Linked DNA regions of Mus musculus: all the other regions are linked to region 2. The links are chromatin loops, found by intact Hi-C in ENCODE. Cell type or tissue: heart. All regions are shown on one strand.

Region 1 (8,000 bases), 94 kb before region 2:
TGGCTTTATTCTGATTATGTACCACAGTGTACTCTTCTTTAAGCTTATTTGGCTAAACTCAATTTCTCTGCACACAATACATACAGCAGTGGCTCAGAGAGTCCTCATTCTCAGAAGGCCACTTTGGGAAAGGGTGATTTCTATCAGAGCAAGTAGGTGTGGTAAAGACAGCATTGCCAATGGGACACACATGGCTGCTTCAGTGATGTAGAATACAATGGAAGTTTTCTTAGGGATGGAAACTAGGGCAAGAGTCACCATGGGTGTAATTTGGCACCATGGATGCTGAAGTCATATGTGGGTCAGTGGAAGCAGTGAGGGACGAGCAGAGCATAGAGTAGATGTACTGCCTACCTCTTTGTAATTTTGTCTCCTTAAGGCCCTTGGTTTCATAACTCTGTCTACCAGACCCAAGCACTGGGGAAAGGACAACATAAATTCTTTCTCTGATCCAAAACTCTAGTAGCTTCTCCAGCTACTAGGTGTCCAAGCCTTCTGTTTTGTCTGACTTATCAGTTGGACAAAACATCTGACATAAATAACTTACAGGAAGAGACTGCTTATCTCATGATTACAGAGGACACAGTTTATAGTGGCAGGGAGGACATAGCAGTACACAACAAATTACATCATAATGGCCAGGAAGAGGATAAATGTAGGGGAGGCAGGCCAAAGGTAAGGCAGACTCTCCCAAAACATTTCTGGAAAACATTTTTTTCCTTCCCAGTCCTGCTCCTGGAATGATGACTCTGAGACTAACTAGTTATTATTAAATGCCTAGGCCATAAGCTCTGGCTCTTTTCCTGACTAGCTCTTAACTTGTTTATCCATTTAAACTATTTTATGTCTATGATGTAGTCAGTTACCTCTCTTTTAGTCCTGGTGCACTTCTTTCTTTGAGTCTCCTCAGAATCTCCCTGCTGGCTTATGTCCCTCTCCTCCTCACTGTGTTCCTTGAATTTCTCCTCTTCTCCTCTCCTGTCCTCTCCTGTCCTCTCCTGTCCTCTCCTGTCCTCTCCTGTCCTCTCCTGTCCTCTCCTGTCCTCTCCTCCTCTCTCTCTCTCTCTCTCTCTCTCTCTCTCTCTCTCTCTCTCTCTCCTATTTTCTTTATTTACATTTCAAATGTTGATGCCCTCCAAGGGCCCTCTGCTACATATGCAGCTGGAGCCATGGGTCCCTCCATGTGTACTCCTTGGTGGTGGTTTAGTCCCTGGGAGCTCAGGAGGTCAAAGGGAGACAATGGAAAGGAAGAATATCACTATTTGCAGATGAGATGATACTTTACTTCCGCCAGCAAACTCCTAAACCTGATAAACAACCTCAGCAAAGTGACTGGATACAAAATGAACTCAAACAAATCAGTAGCCTTCCTCTACTCAAAGAATAAACAGGCTGAGAAAGAAATTAGGGAAATGATAGCCTTCAAAATAGCTGGATGTCTCTTTTATACTCTTAATATTTCCCACAATCTTCTCTCTTCCTACCAATATCTCTTCCTACCAGTATCTCTTCCTACCTCATATTTTCTGCCTCTGCTCATTGGCCATTGTCTTTTCTATTGACAGATAATGCTTATAAGAGAGGCTCTCTACACAGTTCTCTAGTACCTTCATTTTTATAGGCCACACCAAGCGAAGTACCCAAAACCTACATAAATAGTGTCACCAGCTGGGACCAGTGTTTTAACTTATGACTATTTGTGGGAGACTGTTAATACCTGGGTTTCAACATCCACATGAAGTGTAAAACCCTCCTACAACCTTTTGACAGCAGCCATGGGACTCTCAGCTGTTACCTTCTACCGGGGATTATGAAGTTTGACATCTACCCTTATAGAGTAGATGGAGACAGTCAAAGTTGCCTATGTATTTTATCCATTTGAATGCCAAGAGCCCACATTCCCCTGTCTTAATAGAGTTTGCTGTCTTCCTCATGTGTTGTAATAGTCTCCATCAATCAACTCAAAACTCATTGACTTTGGTTCATTGTGAGGAAAGGAAGCCACACATTAAAAACAAGTCATTAAATTCAGCCAGCATCTGAAATATTGGGCTTTGGAAAATATCCTCCACACCCAAGAATTAAGCTGAGCTTTGTGCTCCGATTTCCTAGTAAATGGGAGCAGAAAGTTGAAATGACTGAAGAACCCTTAGGTCTTTAAAATAGGTCAGCATATGTTCACATTTCTCACCTTTAGTAAAACCTAAAATATGGCAAAAGGGTATTTTATTTTCTCTTTTTGAGGATCATTATTTATTTTGACATGGTGGTTACTGATGCACAATCGTGTTTAGAAATATTTACCATTTACATAGGGTGTGGAAACCCTTTGTAAAAATCTACATTGAAATCCATAGCAAATAATTTAGTCATCAAGCAGGTTGTACTGTGACAAGAATGATTTGACAGGAATAGTATTTATGGAAGCCCAATAAGTTTGGTTTTTGTTTTTCTCAAACATTTTATTGATACTTTGTGAATTTCACATTATAAACTTCAACCTCTCTCACCTCTCCATCCTTCCATATCTGCCCTTTACCCTTTGCAATACATTCACCAAAAGAAAACAAAAAATAAAAAAAAAATCTTTCCATAGATGCTGCAGTGTGTCACATATTATATCCTTTTGCCCAAACAGCTTTACTTGCAAATATTCACTGTAATGAGTCATTGGCTTTGTCCAAGGCCTCTGGCTTCTGCTACACTATGATCGTTGCTTAGACTCCTCTGAGATATCCTGTTGTTGCCTTGTGTCACGGAGAGTCTACAGCTTTCCTTCTGCAGAAATGGCCCCTTAACATGCTCCAACAGTTCATCGGTTGGGTAAATATTGGGGCCTGCTAACTCAAAGCCCTGGATCTGGGCCTGAGTGAGTGGTAGCTGAGTTTATCAGCTTCCCAGTTGTCCTATGCCAGATCTGCAGCACTACCCCCTACCCTCATGAGGGGCAAGGTAAGATCTCCTGAGTGCTGCATCCAATAACAGGTGAGGACAACATGGCCCCAAGCAGTGGTCCAGAGCATGGCTTTTGGTGGTAGCATGGACCATGGACATAGACACAGACCCCCACTGCTGCAGGGCCACAGACTCAGACCTGATCATTGGTAGCAACACAGGACAGAACACCACCATAGCCTGTAGTAGCAGCAGCACAGGTTACTCACATCAGGCCCTCAGATCTCCAGTTCTGCCTCTCTTCACTGTGCACACAATTCTCCTCTTTCTCTCCCTTCTCTCTACCACAAACTATCTCATCTTAGTGCTGCTCTGACTTCAGGCAGATGGGTATTTTCTGGGTGTTCAATGTGTTTTTTAACACCAAGCTTCATATTGCTACCTGATGTTCCACTGCACAAACAGAATTTTATGTTTAAGTTAAGTAAGATTGTATTTTATTTTTAAAAAAGACATAAAAGCAAGCAATCCTAACATTACATGCTTTTACCTTCAATTAGGCAGCAGGATGAAGAAGAAGATCATACATCTTGGACCTGCTTGTGTTACAGAATGAGTTGAAGGACAGCCTAGAATTTTAAGGTGACATTGTTAAATATTAAAAAAAGAAGGAAGGAGAGGGCTGGACATACAGGTGAGTCGTAGAGTACTGCTACTTTGTTTGATTGGGTCCTGAGCTCAATTCCTTATATGAGCAAGTAAGGAAGCAGGGGACGGTAAGGAGATGTCCATGATATAGAACTTATTGGTGGAAGTAAAGGAAGGCATAAGAATTCTTCCATGGTGGGACTGTGTTCCTCATGATCATCTTTATCTTACTAAAATCTTGGAAACACCACATGGTTTGCAGCACCCAGTACTTTAAAAGAAGATTTCTTGTATGTACTATTGAGACCTATACCAAACCAGAGAAGAGTATATACAATGCTTAGAATCTCAGTTGACATTTTATGAACTAGCGGCATACCTTGAAGTCAACAGCACATACCATAGCAACAAGGGAAAGACTCAAAAGGCTTATTGGCTGTTCTGAAAGGAAGAAGATTCATCTATTGAGGAATGAGGCCAGAAGTGCCCTAAGTTTGTTTTAGCGGAGACCACAAGTAGCACTACTAACTGACTGCTAACTCCTACCTGTTAATTTTCCATGTTTTGAGAGAGACATGGAATAGCGAAATGTGTTTCTCTTTCTAGTATATTTATTTTAAAATATATCTCAACTTAACTATCCTGAACTTTCTCTTCAGCAACGGCTTCTTCATCACTTACTGTCAGGTACTTTGGAGTTGGCCCTTTAGTTATATTACAAATGAGAATCACAGAAAACCTTTCAGATATAGATATTTTTCTCCAGATTTTAGATTTATGGTCATTTTATTCAGAAAAAAAATTTACTGTCTGAAATTTTTCTTCTTTCCCTGGTTAAATAAACTTGCTCTGAAGACTCACCTTTACTGGCTACAATTGCTAATGTGCTACAGGTCCTTGCATTGATTTTTGCAAAAATTCATTGACCACGATAAATAGGTCTTTTCCTAACTGATGCTTTACTGGTCTTCCTCCCCTCCCCCCCCCCCAGTGCCACTGAGAAAGCTACATCTGGCTCTTCAGTTTCTTTTATTTCCAGAGTCTCTTTTGCCTCTTTATCAAATGTGTTTCTCTTTTTAGTGTATTTATTTTAAAATATGCCTCAACTTTTCTATCCTGAAACTTCTCTTCAGCAACAGCTCTTTCATTACTTTTTTTGTTATAAAGAACTTTGAAGAGTATAGTTTATTTCATTTTTTTATTATCTATGGTACAAAACTGATAACCTTTCCTTCTGTTTCATAACAGTTTTACAACTCAATTTTCAAATGCTTACTTTTGTCTTAGACAACACTATTTTTACACTGCATTTGGAAGCTTTGTATGGTAATATAAAGAAAGACCCACAAGAATGTGGACTCTAGCCAGGCAGTTGTGGTGCACTCCTTTAATCCCAGCACTTGGGAGGCAGAGGCAGGCAGATATCTGAGTTCGAGGCCAGTCTGGTCTACAGAGTGAGTTCCAGGACAGCCAGAGCTTTACACAGAAACCCTGTCTGGAAAAACAAACAAACAAACAAACAAACAAAACAAAACAATAACAAAAAGCCAAAAGCAAAAGAATGTGGATTCTGTTCCCTTTGAAAATTATGGCCCTGTCCTGAAGACATTGAGCTATTTTCAGACCTAATGTTTTCAAGGTAAAATAAAGTACAAATAATGAAAAAATTGTTTTCACCATTGAGAAGATCACAATGGGTTCATATAATTCAGTCTCAAATTTCAAGAGTCAATATAACATTCTTGATTATAAGCCAATTTTTATTTATTTAAAATATTTAAAAATTCAAAATACAATGAAGAAAAAGCAAAAAGAAAATTACAGATTACTGAAGTAACTTGAACAATAACTGAAGAGAGAAGACAGAATTCTTCCTGCAGCAACAATAGCTGTGGACATGCATTCATTTACTCTTTCATCAGTATGGCTCTATGTTTCATAAGGCAGTCAAAAAGTCAAGTCATATATCCTAGGGACCTTTGTACTTGAGGCACCCTTTGAAAAATAAAATTTATATATATAAGTAAAGTACATTACATGCTCAGGAGAATTTTCTAGGTAAGTTTCCTTTCTTTGCTTTCTTCTTCTTCTTTTTTTTTCATTTTTAAAGTAAGTGTGTGTGTGTGTGTGGGGGGTATCTTCCTCTTCTACCTTGTTTTGAGAGATCTCTTGAAGGTCATCATTGTATAGGGTGTGAGCGTCTGGAGAGTCTCCTGGTTTCTCATCCTATCTTGTCCCACGAATGATGAGATTATTGATATGTGCTGCTGACTTCATTTGACTTGGGTTCTGGGGATATGAACTTAGGTCAGCATGCAAGGCAAGCACATTATCCTCTGAGTCATCCTCACCATCCTTGTTTTGTTTTATGATATGTCATTGTTATGCTACTTCTTGGCATATACCCAAAGAACTTGAACTCTTACTCCACAGACAATGGCTCAGCCATGTCTACTCCTGCTTTATTAACAAGAAGTAAGAAAGAAAATATATATATATATATATATATATAAACGTTCTTCACCAGATGAATGAGTGATTAAAAACATGTTAAATATACATAATGAAATATTGTTCTAATGTAATGAAAAATATAATCATAAAATCTGCAGACCATGAATAGAAGTAGAAAAAAATTACTGAATGAAAATTGAGAACACAAAAACCACATGTTCTCTCTCATCTGTATGTCTCTTCTATGAATTTTTAGATGTGAGTATATAGCCATAACCTGAAGTAAAAACAGAAACCAGGCATATGAAATGGGGCCAGGGTGAGGAGGAATGCAAGAGACAGGTACAGAAGAACAAGGCAGAAATAGAGAAAGTAGGGTAAAGGTCTTATATGCCACTTATAAAGTGGTTAGAGAGGTGAATCCAAAGGAGAAAGAAGGGGAAAGGATAAATAACAATAAACATGCTTGAAAAATTCATAAAGAATTATATCAATTTATATTTAGTTAAAACTATACATATATGCATAGTATATATAGTATGAAATATACTACTTGGAATGATAATGCTCCCTCAGGAACCACAGACTAACAAAAGTCTTGTATCAGGCATGTAAAAAGATCTTCTTGTGTTGTTGGTCAGAGGAGTCTAAGAGAATCTCCAGACAATATAGGCCTTTACTGTTGCCCTTAGTTATCTCCCAGGAACTGAAAGTAAATCACTATTTCTCAAGAGTCCATATACTTTGAACACAGAACTCAGGGGTCAGCCTTGATCTTATCCAAAACCTCTGCCCTGCATGATAACTTTGATAGGACCTTAAGGTGTTATATAAACTGCAACCACAGAAAGCATCCGATACTCCTACCTGTCCTATGAACCACAATGACCAGTATAGTATGCACTCTCAACAGGTATTACGGTGATGTTCATAACTTAGCTGTGACTGACAGCAGTCTAACTAGACATAAATCCTGTTCAGTTGAAGGAAAATAATGATACTGAAAAACTAATCAGTCACCCATGGCTTCTGGGGTCATAAATCTCAAAGGAGAACAATTATTGCCACTTTCATAAACTACTTTAATTCCTAAATACATTCTAAATGTATATCCTTATACATACAAATAAGTGTGTACAAATGGGAGTTTTTGCTTACAGCAGACAGGAACTAGTCAAAATTCCACAAGTGATCGGGGAGCCCCAAACCCACTGAGTATTTTTACAACACAATTTCTACACCTCAGACTGAAAGGACCACGATGAAAGAGGGGACAGAAGTTTTTTTTTAAGAAATGGAGGTCCTAGAAGTCTTTTGAAAGACTGGGTCTTCTTTATATGACAGAGCAGATGGGGAAAAATACACATGCCCTATTACTAAATAAGAGCAATAGGCAACTAAGGAATGTGAAGACAGGGAGAGTTAATCTTCTACAGAGATGAGGACATAGATGACTATCCAATCTCAAATGGTCAGCCTTGAAACGTATACATACAAGCAACACTAAAAATGCATCTGGCGGGTTGCATTTATCCATTATATTCATATAATATATGGAATAATAATAAAGAATAAGAATAGAAATTTGAAAGGGAGAGAGACATTGAAGAAATTGGAAAGAATTGGGAAAGGAAAATGATATAATCTTATTTAAATTTTTTATTTTTACATGAACATGTGGAAACACAGAGATTGATAAGGATTGTTATATCATGTGCAGCCATACATAAATTTTCTCCTTTGTTAAATGTTACCTAGAATTTTACTTTCAGAATTCTATTTTCTTCACCTCACAAACATGAAGACATCTAAATTTACTCAGAGCCACTGAGACAAAATACTAAAATCAGAATATCTTGTTGTAGAGGAATGTTAATACAGCTACATGGTGACTCTGTCAAGAGATCGCATCCAGAGACCTTCAAGGTTCGTGTGATCTAGCTGGAATACAGACATGCCATTGGAATACACCTTTAATCCCAAACAGGGAGGTAAATTTAGTT
Region 2 (8,000 bases):
AATATTCTATTATATAATCTTGAATTATCTAAGACAGGGATATAGTTTCATTAAACAAGATATTAGTATACAAGATAAAATGCCATTAAATTTGTTCCTATGATTCTAGGTGTCTTTGAGAAGGAAACACAGTATACAGTTTTAGCAGAACGTGTAATTATTCAGTTAACATTTTATAAAACACACCCTTGGAAAATTGGAAGATACATTGACCACAGCAATGTCATTGAATAGATTCTGAAGTAGCTTTTTATTTGGGGTGCAGGAGTTAAAAATATTTTTCTTCTTTATTATTTTTCAGTTCTGTTCAGTACAAAGTGATGATTTCATAAGCCAAATTTCAGTGAAACAAAAGCATTACTTGCACTATGTTAAGGAGACCACATTCATGGAAATATAACGTCTCACAGCGGGAGGCAGTTTTGATGATTCACAAGGTCCAGTCCTCAGCAGAGGGAGCACTATTCAGGCCTCACAGCTTCTCTGTGTATCATGGTTTGCAGCTGTAACCAACACCAAACTGAGCATTGCTGCTATAGAAAACGATTTTAAGAAGCACTTTCCTGATAACAAGTAAAATCCATAACTTAGGAGAATGTGTTGGCATTACCAGGGATGGAGTATTCATCCTGAGTCTACGTGATAAGTTAAGCATGAAATAAAGATGACACTTTGAGTTATAAAGCAGAAGATGGCTGTGTTTAATACACAAAATTGTCATGGTTAAGCACAAACTTTCTTCTGGCAGAAATCTTACTTGTTCCAAAGTTGGAACCATTAGAATTCTATTAGTCTGATTTATTATCATTTAAAAATATTGAACAAAAGAAAAGATTCCCCTGATCCAGGAAAAGTCTTGCCACTTTGTATAGAAAGGCAGTGCAGTGCGAGCTTCCTCATGCAAGCTGATTTCTTCCCTGACACTCTAATCTTTCACTAAAATGGTGTTGTAATAATCTTAACATGGTTTCTAGGCCTAGATATTTTCCAGACAATTAACTCATTCCATTGAATGAAAAAACTTTTAGTATTTAGCCTGGTACTTCCCAAAGGCAATGCTATACTGCAGACATACAAACAGCATTCAACCTTAACTAATATATTTTTTCTACTTGAAGGTCTAAATGACAATTTTATTATTATGAGGAAAAATGTGTTTCTGCCTTTAGCAAAACATGGGTCAGATGAAACTCAAAGTGTATTTAAGAATCAGGAAAAACAGGACAAGGTTTCTAAGTCTATTAGAGATTAAACTGATTTTTATTTCAGGCTGTATGACTAAAAATAGACACATATGGGAAGGAAGAAATACTGGAAGAAGACAGAAGGCTTCATTTCTTAAATCATGGATAGACAATGCCATCCATTTGATCTTCCCTCCGTTGCAGATATAAAGTTATTAAGTCATTAAGCTGGCGCTGGTGAACTTTACCTTTCTAGCACTAAGACAAGGGTTAAAAATGAAAGCTCATGGCTTCCAATTTGAATTTTTTGCTCTAAAAACCACAAGATTTTTTTTTGTGATTCCATAATAAAGGGGTGCCTTTTTAACATCTAAATAATACAATGATTTGTGCAGTTTTATTGATATTTACTTATATATCCTTACAGGTTACTCATATATAAACCAGAGAGTAAGTATATTTACATTTTGGTCCTTGAGAAATCAGGAATGAATAAATGTGAGTATGTATTTCAAAATACTAATTGTTTAGTGCAGGCAGGATGGGACATTATTACAAGGTGCATATTTCATGAGGAATTATAAAATAAAATTTTATTTTGAATTTCAGCACATTTTATCATTCATTTGTGTATTTATTTGTTCAATGTGTATACTTCATCTGCCACCAGGTAAATACTGTGTTCAATGAGGAGGATAAAAAGTCCAGAGAAAAGTAAGTCACAAATTATACCTTGCTAAAACTCCCAGGATATGGAGAAGAAAGCAATTATAAAAAAATGTTAGAAATAAATACAAAATGCAGATGTTATAAGCACAATAATAGATTCAATAAAAATGTATACTGTAGTTCATTATTTAGTGTGAGGCATCCGACAGGCTTCCTCTAGAAAACTAAGCTTGAACTGTGATTGAAGATGTAATGATGAGAGGAAGGGAGTAAGACATAGTTACATGTTCAAATCCTCTGAGGTGAAAAAACCATTGAGGTATAGAAAAACCAGAAGTCACCAGGGAAGGGAACTGTGAATTCAGATCAAAAGGATCGGATGAGATGATGCACAGTATTTTAAGATGCAGACAAGGTTTTACATTTTATTTTATAAACAAATGTTTCGTCATAGTCTGGGATGATTTGGTTTGAAATTTTAGAAGATCTCCTTTAACCACCCACTTGGTTGTGTAGAAAAATGAGCAAAAGGAAAGAGACTATATTGTACACGTGAGTGGAAAGCTAATGAAAATGGGCCATAGTTATTGTAATTACTTGAGTCAGGTCATTAAAGATAGATAAAAGGCACAGAAAGTGTGACACAGTCCTGATGACAGTCCCACGTACATGATGGTTAGCTCATCTATAAGATACTGAGAGGACTGGGTAGTGAAGAGATGTCAGAGAAGCTTGTTAAGTGCTAAGACTGGGAGTGACAGACGAGGCCCAAGTTTGAGAAGAAGAGGTTACAGGATGGCATTTTGAACATGCTCCATTTGAGGGGCCTTGGGTCACCTCAGTAAAGCCAGGTAGACAATGTAAATTTCTGGAATGCAGAGATGTCTAAACCAAAGATAGGCAGTTGAAATAACAAACAAAGACTAGAAAGGAAAAGTGTGGGCTAAAAGAATTGCCCAAGGTCGTAAACTAATACTATAGCGCAGATAAAACAGAACTTACTTGGAGACACATCCCTGAAGAACACTTAATCTTCCTTTCGTAGCAGCCCAGCCATCAGTTGCTAATATTTACTTAGCTGTGGAGTCTATTCTAATCCTCACTGGAATTTGGGCTAGCTTGTTCTTGTTTCGGTCTTGTGTGTGCAAGTGGGAAACAGTTTCACAACAGCTCTCCACTATTCCCGGGCCTTAGAACCTCTCTGTCCCCTTCTTCAGCAATGATCCTCAGTCCATGAAGAGGTGGAATGTGATGCAGATGTACCATTTAGGGCTAAGCACTCCATAGTTCCTTATACTCTATTCATTGACTAGTTGTGCTCATGTTCCAGTGGATGGTCCTGTACCCATCACAGACTGGCAGTACTAAGTGGACTTGGTGGGCTCAAAATGAGCACATGATACTGGATGGGGGTACAGTAAGAGTCAGAGGAGAGTCAGTAAGAAGTAGATTTAATCAACATGATAAGCTCACATATGGAAGTATTTCTGAAGTGTTCAGTCACAAATGAGAGAATTAGACAAATACAAAGAATCTCATTTGTCACAGCGAAGGGTGAGGGAGAAGCCTTAGGCAGAAAGCAGCCCTAGGCATGAAACCCCTAGCTAAGCTGACTAAAGTCTGACGGCTCCAGGAGACACATCTGACACTCAAGCACTCCAGGAGTCCTCGTCACAAGGGAATCTCCACAATTCTGTGTGCTTTCATTGTGAATATTGGGGAGACACCTTCTGTCCTTCTGTAACATAGGAGGGAAAAGAATGATTTTGAAAATTCACTTGAGCCTCTTCTTATCAAGACATGTTCCTGAAAACTAACCACTGGAGCTTTGTGTTGTGTTGTTTTGTGTTTTGTTTTGTTTTGTGTGTGTTTTTTTTTTTTCAGATTCTCCTTGGGAAAAGAAAACAAGCATTCCTAACATTCTCTCCCCTACTCTCTGCTCACGTCTTACTAGCACATTACTAAAGGCTTCGCCTTTTAGCCAGTAGTACATCATGTCCAGCCATGAAGAGCACATTAGAAAGAATATTGAAAAGTGGACAAAACAAAGAAGCCAACAAAAAAACCATAGTCAAAGGGTTTGACGAATGAGCCAGAGAAACAGGTTTAAGCACTGCAGAGGTATCCCAATCATCAGGCTAGGACAGGAAAAAAAAAAGCCCTATGAGTCACACGCTGTAAAAAGTAGACAGGATGTAAAAACAGATGGGCAGCGTAAGCAGAAACATGGAAATTCTAGAAACAAGTAAAAAAAAAAAAGAACCCACTGCAGATAAAAACTAGATCTAGTAGATTAGATACGCCTGAAGAAGGACTCTGAGCTAGAGGATATGCTGATAACAACTAACGATGTGAAAGAACAAACAGAAAATAAAAGCTAAAAATAAAAACAAAATGTGCATGAATTGTGGAGAGACTGCAAAGGGAGCCACACACCCATGAGAACCAGACGGAGAAGGGAGGTGGGAAGGAAGCGAGCACGTCATCACGAAGCTCTGAGACAAGCATACAGGATAGCAGAAATCCACACTGGGGCATGTCAGCCTTGAACTTGAGGAAGTAAGATAAAAAGGAGGCCTTGAAAGAAGGCAAAGAAAGCACAGCTAAAGTAGAGTAAATAGTTGACGTGCGTGAGCAACTGGAGTCAGAGGACACGAACTCAGTGGCAACTAGAGACAGAGTCCTCTCCAAAACCGCTGAGTCAGTGCGGTGCTCTGTGCCTCTAATTCCAGCACCAGGAAGTCTGAGGGAGGACCAAAGGCCTACACAGTAAGCTTGTCCTTGTAACAAAAAAAGAAGGAAAAACCAAAAACCTAAAAAACCAAAAACCAAAAAGACAAAATAACAAAAAACAAACAACAAAAAAACTAGTAGCTATTTGAAAGGTGACACTAAGCCTTGAATAACAATGATGCGTGGTTTGCAGCCTTGATTTCAGACCTGTGAGACACAGAACATATAATAGCCAATACTTCAGTCACTGAGCTTAGAAACGGTAAGGCACCATTCTTATTTCAGTTATGGTTCCTTTTTATTATATCAAGGGAAAGCTAATAGAGCCAGGAGTGGGGCACAGCTAGTGAAAGAGAGATTTAGATGCCTCTAAAGCCCACGGGATATTATTTCCTTATTTATTTTCTTTATTTTATGTTCCTGTGAATAACTCTTTTAATATGTTTTTCTTAAATTAAGTAAATCTGCACATACACATACACACACACTCACACATGTGCACACACACATACACACATTCACATACACACAGACACATAGATACAGACACACACACACACACACACACACACACACACACACATACACACAAAAGTTCCTGAGGCTGGGGAAAGGCTCAAAGGGTAAAAGGAATGGGTCCACAAAGATTATGACCTAATTTGCTCCTCAGAACCCACTTGAAAAGCCAGACACAAGGACAGGTATTTGTAATGCTGGTGGGTCACTAGAAGAATGGGAGGCAGAGGAGACTCAGGCAGGAGTTGGCAGGCCACATGGCCTGACAGAACCACAACTGCAAAAACAACAAGAGGTCCTGCCTCAACAAGACAGGAAGGAACAAACAATTCCTGCAACGTGTCCTGTGACCTCTACATATGCACTGTGGCACATGTGTGCAAAAACATACAAACTAACAACAAGAAGAACAGTAACTACAACAACAAGAACAGTAAATCTAAACCTTTGACCTTTTATGCCTCCAGTTACCCCTTAGTCATTGAAGATGCTAGTCCAGGACAGAGCTCTAAGGCCTTCTTGTCTATGAGCTGCCTGTGGTTGTATGCTGATGCATATATTCATTTAGGTTGAGAACTGTGAACTGGGACCATATGCTAACAGTCCCACTTGACATGGTGGGTGTTCTCCATTGCAAGCTATTCGACAGCCTTCTTACCTTTAACATTGCTGAGTGCCTCGCTTTCTATCATTCAAAAGTAAACTGCTTCTGACAGGTTGAATGTGCTGGTGGTGATAATAAAGGTGGCTGAACCTGGCAGAATTATTACACTTGGAAGTATTTTTTAGGTTTTGTTTGTGTTTTTTCTTCTTCTTTTGCAAAAAGGATGTGCCTTCCAGCCAACTTTCTCTAAAACTCCTCTAAATGTTCTCTGCTTTCTCTTCTTTTGAGAATGTTGTTGCTTTTTCTTTCTCTTTTCTTTGCCTTACCTCCTGTACAAATGCTTAGCTCTGTCTTGAATTATCTAAACATTAGCAACAGCCTCAGCATCACCTGAATTAGCCTGTACACCCCCCCCCATGTTCACAGGTCTATAACCTGCCCTCCTAAAGTCTCAGCGACAGAGTCTAGTATATATTTTCATGGTACATCCCAGATACAATCCTTGGATTTCTAACATCTGCCCCTTTTAGACATAGAAGCTTGCTGCCACTGTCACTTGTCTGGAAGATGATTCTCCACACACTTGCAACTTTTTGTGCATCCAAGTATTTAGATTCACCCTGTCCCCAAACCACCCTTGTCTTGAAAGTGTTTGGAAATATAATATCAGGAGTGATAAAAATCAAAACTTTCTCTGAGAAAGAAAGAATTTACTTTTCTTTTTACCCCTCTATGGACAGAGACATCTTTTAAGGAAGTTACGGTATGATGGGGGCACTTCCCTCCAGTCCTGGGAAATTACCGTGCCCTCAATTCATTGTGCCCATGCTCTCAGTGGCCCTGAGCTGAATTTGTGTCTTCTCTCTCTCTCTCTCTCTCTCTCTCTCTCTCTCTCTCTCTCTCTCTCTCTGTCTCTCTCTCTCTCTCTCTCTCTCTCTCTCTCTCTCTCTCTTCCTTCCTTCCTTCCTTCCTTCCTTCCTTATTTTAAAAAGATTTATTTACTTATATGTAAGTACACTGTAGCTATCTTCAGACACACCAAAATAGGACATCCGATCTCATCACAGATAGTTGTGAGCCACCATGTGGTTGCTGGGATTTGAACTCAGGACCTTCAGAAGAGCAGTCAGTGCTCTTAACTGCTGAGCCATCTCTCCAGCCCTTGTGTCTATTTTCTAATTTATTTTATCACCCCCAAGCTTCAGCTTCTTAGTTGTAGAGTTATAACAATATTACAAATCATACTCATGGATGCTGTGAGAGGCTGAGGTATGATGGCTGCTAATGGTAACGAGTTAATAGTAAGTTTATGACACATTAAAATCGTTGCCTTCTTAGGGTGCTTCATTTCCATTTGATTACAAATTCACAAAATGTGTTTAAATGATAGTGTGTCTTCAAGAAATAAATACTTGTCGTGTTAGTTTTTTCTTTACTTAGAATGTTTTAAATAGAATGATTTCCCTGTTTGTTGCAAAGTCTGAGGAGCCTGGTGTTCATTTTCTCTCTTTCTCATCTTCCAAGTTAGTCTTCTATTACTATGATAAACACCATAATCCAGAGCAAAGTTTGGATGGGAGGGTTTACTTTACCTTATACGTTCTTGTCATCATTCACCATTGTGGAAAATCAAGGCAAAGAGGTGGAGATGAAAACTGAAGCAGAGGCAATAGAGGCTGCTTACTGACTTGCTCCCCAGGACTTGACCAGCCTGCTTTCTTACAGAAATCACCTCTTGCTGGGCAATATTGGCGCACCCCTTTAATCCCAGTACTTGGGAGGCAGAAGCAAGTGGATTTTGAGTTCGAGGCCAGCCTGGTCTATGGAGTGAGCTCCAGGACAGCCACGGCTACACAGAGAAACCCTGTCTCCAAAAAACAAAACAAAACAAAACAAAACAAACAAAACAACAAAAAAGAAAATCCCTCTCAAGGGATAGCAGTGTCCTAAGTGGCTGGACCCTCCCATATCAAGCAATTGTCAAGGAAATGTCCCCACAGAGTTGCCCACAGGTCAATTTGATGGAGACATTTTCTCAATTAAAATTTTCTCCTCCCAGATATATCTTGGTTGTATCACGTTGACGAAAATCAACCAACACAGTCATCAAACCGTCACACCTACTTGCATGTCAATATAGGCATTTGTGGTGATGTAAGCCAATCATTTCTTTCTCAAGAATCTGTCTCTCTGCATTTGCAGAAAGACTCTGGTTCTACTTTTTTCTGAAGTTTTCCTTTGTCATACACTATTCCAGATGATTCAAGCAAAAGATTGTTTCTAATTAATATCAC
Region 3 (8,000 bases), 200 kb before region 2:
TCTGAAGTCTTAACAAAATGTGATGTATTTAAGATTAGTAATGTATTCTAGTCCAATTTACATTATATTTATACGACTGTATGTGAGCCCACTTCGCATTACATTGTAATGTTTCCCAAATGCTTACTTTATCTTGTTAGGTTACAGTGATTCACCCTTCTTACTCAAAGCATAAAATTACCAGACAATATAAAACAAGCAAGCATCCAGAACAATAACACAATAACAACAAGAGACACGGGAGAATAAGTAAATGGTACACCAGGTTCTCGCAGTCGTTTTTACCCTTTTGATTGTCTTCTCAATAAGCATGTCTCCGACTGGCATGAGAATGCCTCCAAACACAGCCAGGACTGCACCAATAACAGCTCCAGCAATGAGCCCACAGTTCCGATCACAGCCCATTCTCCTCGTGCAGCAGAATCAAGGGAGAGCACTGGTTTTCTCGCCAACTCCCAGGTACAATCACAGTGTTTTCTACGTGGCCCGGTTCTACTATTAGAAAGAGGTCATAAAAAAGAAGCTTAAGTATTAGCACAAAAAGATCAAAGTACAAAGAAATCATGCTACTGATACAGATGATTTTGCCAACTAACAAACAAGTCTTTTTGTTTGTTTCACCACACTGGATTTCTAGGTTCTACTCCTTCTTTTTGTTCATAAAAAAACTCACCAGAAGCAGAAGGAGTAACAGAGAGAATGCTTGGTTTTTAAACTTTTCTGTTTTGCACATTAATCCCTTCGTGATTAACATACTATAATCTTATCTAAGGCGAGCCATATAAACATATTCCCATCCCAATACTCCTTACGACAGTGTGGCATGCTTTTTTATACCTTCACGCCCTATCTAGTTTCTCCACCCAAACAGAACCCTGAGTGCTTTGCCAGGAATTCTCCTGCAAAACAAATGTGGCTGGACTGATATACCTTGTCTATTAACCCATGACCGTAGTGGTAACGTACCTAATTCATGCATAAACAGCAATGTATGAGCTGTTTAAGAAATAATCTGTTGAGACTCTGAAAGGATCAGCACTTCAAATCATTTGTAAACTACCTGTCAAAACAACAACAAAAAAAATGCAGAGGAAAAAACATTATCACAAAATCAATACTACTATTTTCTTTAATATAATCATAGCATTAATGAAAATTCCACTTCCTTTCCAGTTTTTATGTTCATGCCTGAAACTTTCCCCATACAGTGTGGAAAACATTCCAGAAACTTTTAAAAGTATATGGTTTCTGATTTCATTATCAATGATTTTGACAAAACATATGCTAAAGAATTTGAAGATACAAATATAATATGTATATATTATAGTTGGTTTTTTGTTATTCTTAAAGATTCCCTTGTGTATCCAATTCTAGTAGCATTATTTTTTTCCTATGTAGAGATTCATGTCAATGCTCTTAAATACAGTAGTATTGCTACTATGCACTCCATGCAGGCAGTTTAATTTGCAATATCTTATTTTGTGTGGGTATTATATAACATTGGAAAGAAGCAATTTACAGAACAACAGGATCCTGCTGTAACAAAACTGATAGAATCGTGTCTTTTTGATCAATACTTGAAGAAGAAGTTGGGCTTCAGTGACAGTTTTATGATGGTGTTTAACCCTTCATGGTGTGGTGTATACCTGTGGTTTGTACTTTAGAACAGTTTTGTGTAACATCAAAATGCCCATAGCCAAGAGCGCTACACAGATGCCAATAGAACCAAGAAAAGATAAGGCACACAGAGAGCATTTATAAAATACTCTGAGTACAACCATAAGCCTTTCTCAAAGATGGAGAAGCACAAACCGCCCAGACCCTTTCCTGGCAACTGTACTCCCTCTGTAACCCCCGAGCTTCTCTTTGTTTAGCCCTACTCCTTTCATGCAGTTGGAAGGTCTGAGACTTTTCCTTGATACAATCTTACAAGCACTCACAGAACTGACTCACAGAACTGGTGTGAAGGCTGGATTCTGCCAACTGTAAAGGAAGAATCATACCTGTAAGGCAGAAATGAGAGCAGAGGGATCCAGCACTCAGCACAAATAAAAGGTTGGAGATGAAATAAACCCGACCTTTCTGCCTCCTTCTAAGAGGCAATAAAGAAATACTGGCTCTCTATATTTTGACTTTTCTAATGTTTCAAAATAGGATCTAAAGTGAAAGTGGCAATTTCCTATGTTAGTAGCCGAAATGATATTCACCCAGTTTTGGATGGTTTCCAAGTTGTTTCCTGGGAAACCAAAAGGTATGGCAACTATGATTACACAGCAAGGTGACAACCCAGAGATCTTTGTTCCTGACACACTTCATATCTGCCTAACTCTTCTTAGAAAAGTTAAAAGAGCCTCTTTAAGAAAATGTGCCCCCTCCCCCCCCCCCAAAAAAAAGGAAATGTGGCCCATGATCTTAGAACTGGGACAGGAAATCCTGTGTGTTATAGGAGTTTGGTGAATATAAATTACTTAGATCTAAGTAAAAGCACCTACTGAGTTACTTTACTTGGAAAGTTATTTAATGTCCATATGAACATCATTAAAATTATTTATTTGGGGCAGGGAGATGGCACAGTGCATAAGTACACTTGCTGCCAAGCCTGATATATTGATTGGCATCTATAAGGCAGAAAGAGATAATTAAACCCTGAAAGTTTAATACACACACACATACACACACACACACACACACACACACACACACACACACAAATTTTATAAATAAAAGCTAGAAATTATTTAGTAAAATCACTTACAATTCTGACAAGTAGAGTATAAAATGACCTTAAAATTGGACTATTATTGCTTTTGAACTAGGAGTGCACATATTTGTCCCTTGTTTGGATCTATATTACCATAAATATGAATTGTGAGTATTCCATTTCCACATTTTTCTTATTGAAGTATTTCTATTATTAAAAGCAAAAGGTTTCTACAAGAGATGAAAAGTTATAACAGCATCTACTGAAGCATCCAAAAAACAGAACCTGTTTTCCATTGCCAAGAAATCAATCACAGGACATGTACCCCTGACTAATAATCAGTAGGTAGAGGTAGGTATGGTCTGAGTTATGTCTGTTCAAACGGAAGTGAGAACATGCATGTGTCCCACTGATGTACAGTCAGACTTCTTAGAAAACGAGGGTATCAATAAATATATTTAGTTAGATTATTATGATAAACCTTAATATAAGCATTTATATAACATTCTTTCAACCATGTGCTGATATTTGACAGAGTGGAAGAAGTTAGCTTATCCACTGGTTCATATTTTCAATGATTGATTTATTATCATTACATCATGTCATAATAAAGTTTCTGGGATTGCCCTAAAAATAGGAAAGATCCTTTTTTCACTAGGGCTTACTGATTATCATTTAGTCCCTTAACATTTCGAGGAAGGAGGGGTTTATAGTGTGTTCGTGCTTTTCTTTCTCATAGTACATGACATAAAACTGAAGGTGTTTTATTGACCTCAAGAGATAAATGCTCAAGTTAGCACATTCTAGCCAGCACCTTGGCCATCCATACTTATCTTCAAAGAAACATATAGTCTTTTTAACTATTTTCTGTCAATTTAGATATTAAGGACTCCAAAATTTGGATCTGAGAAAATTACATTTCCTCAATAGCATACCTGCTCATATTTTACATTGTTATTTATTTTCTAACTTAGCATTAATTTTGCTAACATTAATTCTATAGTGCAAATATTTATTTACAACAAACTGTTTCCTGCTTAAAGTATTGAACTTTAAAAGACAAAGAATAATCAGGACCAGAGAACTGTTTGGACTAATCTAAAGGAGAAGAGGGAATAGGATGCCATGTTTTAAAATATCACTAGTTACAAATCTGTCAGCTGCTATTTCTTATCCACTGTACAAAGTACATTTAGATTGCATTTTCAGAACTTCAGAGTGAATTCAAGAAGCAGGAGAAGTGGTATTATTATTTTTTTTCCTGGTGTTGTCTGATTGTCTATTATGAACTTTGAAACACAGGGCCCTTTTACTAAATGAGAAACCTAGTAGAACCCAATAGATTGGGCAAAGTCTGAGGTAGGATGAACTATAAGCAGACTCCCTGGTAAATAGGCCAAAGTGTAGAGCAAATTCCCGGGAGGAATCTCTTAATTATTCCCACAGGTGTTTCAAACTCTGTTCCCTCAGAAACTCCACCTAGAAAAGACATGGCCCACAGGTAACGCATGCTGAGATGTGAACAGTGAAGATGACAATGTTCCAGAATCAGTCTGGCACATGGATTCTCTTTTCCTCCATCTACCAACAGCTAAATATTCTTATTCTTAACATAGGAAACCAGGCCATAAAACTCTAAAAACTGTCATCTTTTCCTATAGACCCTTCCTTTCCCAAGAAAAGAACAGCACCTACCCATGATAACCTAATATGGAAATACAACTTGAGGTAATTTAATGAATAACAGGTTAAATATGAACACAGGATTTTTAAAAAATTTATTATGTGTTTTTATACATTTACCCTCCACCCTGTCTATTGGTATTTATAAAGCCATGATTCTATAGAGACAATATATACATTTAAGCATAGATTAACAGGAAGGTGTAAATGTAATTTTATTTGCCAGATGCAATTGTCATCTCAGAGGCCTACTGCTGAATACACTTACCTTTTCTAGTTCTTTCTGAATTCTGGCTGCTTGATTCAACTCAGCTTTTCTGGCCCCAATTCTTTTCCAGACTGACTGACTCAAACTGGCTTCTCTCAGCTTATAGCTGAATTTCTCTGCTTAGCCTCAAACTAACTCTGTCAATCTATTCTAATCTTCTGTCTCTTTGTCATTCTTTGGCTCCTTCTGTCTTCACCTACAACCCATCTCTTTAAAACTATCCTGGTAAAGCTGACTCTATGAAGTGAATTGCCAAGAACTCCTCTCCACTGCAATGCCTCTCAACTCATTGATTCAACGGAACTGACTGACTAGAACTCAGAGGTCCACATGCCTCTGTCTCCTGAGTGCTGGGATTAAAAGACACGTACCACTATGCATGGAGCTAAGCTTTTCATTACACTAAACTTGCTTTATCCCTGGATGGTCTTGAACTGCTTAAACCCAAGAGAGCTGCTTGTCTCCTAGGATTAAAGATGTGTCTACATCCCAGCCACATCACATAGACCTAGGAGAACCTTGGATATGATCATTTGCTAGAGCAGCCATGTTGCTAGATTAAAATTCCTCTATAGGAAGATGTTCAGCTATTTGGTAGTAGTTGACCATGCTGAAACAAAAGACCTAGGAAAATTGTTATAAAATTATGTGTAGAAATAGAACTCTCTGGTTAAATAGCACATATGATTCAGTGTTAAATATAAGCTCAGAGAAGGGCTAAAAGGCAGAAGATGGTAAGGATTCAGTTGTGTTTTTTTGTAAATTATTTTGTTATTCTATTTTCTCCAAGATTGATATAGATTAAGAAAGATTACAAGTGTACACAAGAAGAAGTTAAAATGTGCAAATAATGAGTTTCATGTATTATGTAATATTATTTTAAGCAACTGCAATGTAGTAATAACTAATGTTTTGTTGCCCAATACCATAATTTGGAAAAGTGCAGTAATTGTAGTTATATAAAAACTGCATAAATATTTTCAAATTTTAATAAAATCTGATTGTATACATTGCACGTGTAATATTAAATTTTTGTTCAGTGGTGAAATAACTACTCTATCAGACCATGCAATTGAATATTTTAGAAAGTTAACTATAAAACTGTGAATTAAATCACAAAATAGTAACAAAATTGGTTCCTTCAGGAAATGAAAAGCAAAGTAGGCAAAAATATTAAAATTATTCAAATTTAGAGAAATATAACCATAATTTTTATTAATGGTAAGAGGAGCAACTGTGACTTTCAAAATTAATTCCAAACTTTTCAGTACACTCTGTACAAATACCCCACCCATTGTTAACTTTAATATTTTCTCCAGGCCAGCCTGTTATCTGTTAATCTAAATTTGGTTTATTGTTCTGGTTCAATAATGATTTTAGTGGAAAGGGTTTTCTACATTGTTCATTTATATACTCTAAAAGACTCTTGGAAAATCAACTAGTAAAATTTCTTGAGGATTTTATTTTTACTTATTTACAAAGTAGTATGTACAGCAAGGATCTCTTAGACTTTCAAAAGACATTGCCAACTTAAAATTATTTATGAAAGGACTGGAAAGTCTTGGATCCTTACATCTTTAGAAACATTTCAAATTTATTATTAAAAATTATGCCATTTATAGTTACTTAGTTAATAACAATAATAGTTAATAATTAGGTAGTTAATTTTTTTCTAAAATGTGTTATCTATTCTTTAAACCCAAAATTATGATTTAGGGAAATAACTTACTAGTATTTGAAATGATTTTTTTAATTTTCAAAGGCATTAATTTTCTTTCATTTTTACATTTAAGTAGTATACTGATACACATTAATTAAATTTAAAGTAATTATTTGAAATTACCCACTCCTTTTGGGAAGTAAAATATTTTTGTTCATTAGAGAAAAGTGCTCAGTAAATGTATATGTAATTCCTGCCTTACTCCTAACTGTGGAGAAAATAATCAAGTTCACCACAAATTGTCCACTGAAACTTCAACAAGCTAATGACACTGAACAACAGCAAATAGTTAACAAATTGCATTCAAGACAGAGTGCTCTATAAGATTTACAAGTTGTTTATATACTAATCTCACTGTATCAACACTCTTGAAAAATGTTCTTATATTTTAAAGTAAAAATCATGTTTAAATAGAGAAGTTTTGAATAAAACCCAAATTGGCCTATAAATCATTTTAAATATTGACAAAGGAGTGTTGAAAATATACATGATATCAAAAATCATAAACTAAAATATCACTTGTCACTGAACAATATTTTAATACTATCCAGCAAAAATATAGGTAGATCTGTAAATAACATATAAGCATTCAATAAAGCCTAAAGACTGTAAGAAAACAATGGATTTATTTATTCTTCATTTGACATTTTTCATAGTAAGTGTTTTAAAATGCTATTATCTCCTCTCAGTGTAAAGGCAGACAAATTTTTCTTTCTTTCTTTTTTTAATGTAAAGGGAAAATCCCATATAACTTACCTTTGAAAGGCTAGGAAACCATCCACCAGTTGCTCCACACATTTCAGAAGGCAGCTGTGAAGAAGAAAAAGTCCTCAGTAGAAAACCCCTACCCTGAATTCCTCACTACTTATGTGTGTGAGAGTTGAAACGAGCTTTAAAAAATTCAATGTCAGATGCTAATTTGTGGTTGGTTGCCAAGGGAATTGAAAAAAAGAAGAGAAAGAAAAAAGTCACACTTCACTGCTAGTTAAGCTCACAAGGGTCTATTTCTGGTGAAGACCCATCACCTACATTTGAAATACTCAGCAGTCTTTTTTTTTTTTTTTTGGCCATGTTCCCATCCAAGTAAGTCAGAGGCCAGAGAACCAACGGAACTGATTTGAGCCGCCCCTGATTTGAGCCGCCCCTTCTATACTTTGTTTTCCATTGTAATTGTTATTCCAGATGCTGGAGTGTAGCAGCAAGGGGGAAGTAAATTAGGGAACTGATTGGTCTGTCCCAACAAAGCCTGAAAATCTCAGGTCATAAAGTGCAGAGAAGAGTGTTTTTCTATACTACCTAGCATGAACCTGAAGACTTTCAGATTCATAATTTGGAAAACAATTGGAAACTCTTGTCAATCAACAGGGATGACAAACAAATTTTACAAAAGGAAATGGCCCATTGTTCTAGATGGAAGTTCTTAACTATTTGTCATTTTTTGTTGTTAATTTAGCTGAAATTTCAAGAGGATGGTGATATGCTTATAAAAAAAATAGCCTAAATATATTCATCCAAAATAGAAAGCACAAGTACCAAACAACTCTAATACTACTGAGCATAGCATGTCATCAACCTCAGCCATTCTAGATCTACAATGGGAAGAATATTCTCACAAAAAATCCACTAGC

What was found. Peaks named below come from ENCODE experiments on the same cell type or tissue, not always from the same donor. Only the 100,000 strongest peaks of a DNase experiment are listed, where the experiment ranks them.
Region 1: a loop joins it to region 2, with 2.4 times the contacts of the local background. A loop is called at or near these places in 3 of 42 quality-filtered maps.
Region 3: it touches region 2 in a loop (2.6-fold over the local background); 7 of 42 quality-filtered maps call a loop at or near these places.

What each region holds. Positions count from the first base shown.
Region 1 is chr5:17,938,229-17,946,228 of GRCm38, forward strand. It overlaps Gm31612 (a long non-coding RNA gene), which reads left to right. Exons shown (of 3, transcript XR_389766.2): 2 at 3,456-3,589. Among named protein-coding and RNA genes, the nearest start is that of Gm31612, 10 kb to the left of the region's middle. In heart, no CTCF peak of the experiment used is centred here; a DNase peak (open chromatin) is centred at 493.
Region 2 is chr5:18,032,011-18,040,010 of GRCm38, forward strand. No RefSeq gene overlaps it. Among named protein-coding and RNA genes, the nearest start is that of Gnat3, 73 kb to the left of the region's middle. In heart, no CTCF peak of the experiment used is centred here; a DNase peak (open chromatin) is centred at 4,431.
Region 3 is chr5:17,828,490-17,836,489 of GRCm38, forward strand. It overlaps Cd36 (CD36 molecule), which reads right to left and starts at 7,407. Exons shown (of 15, transcript NM_007643.4): 1 at 7,129-7,407; 2 at 967-1,060; 3 at 286-495. The coding sequence starts at 405. In heart, no CTCF peak of the experiment used is centred here; a DNase peak (open chromatin) is centred at 7,522.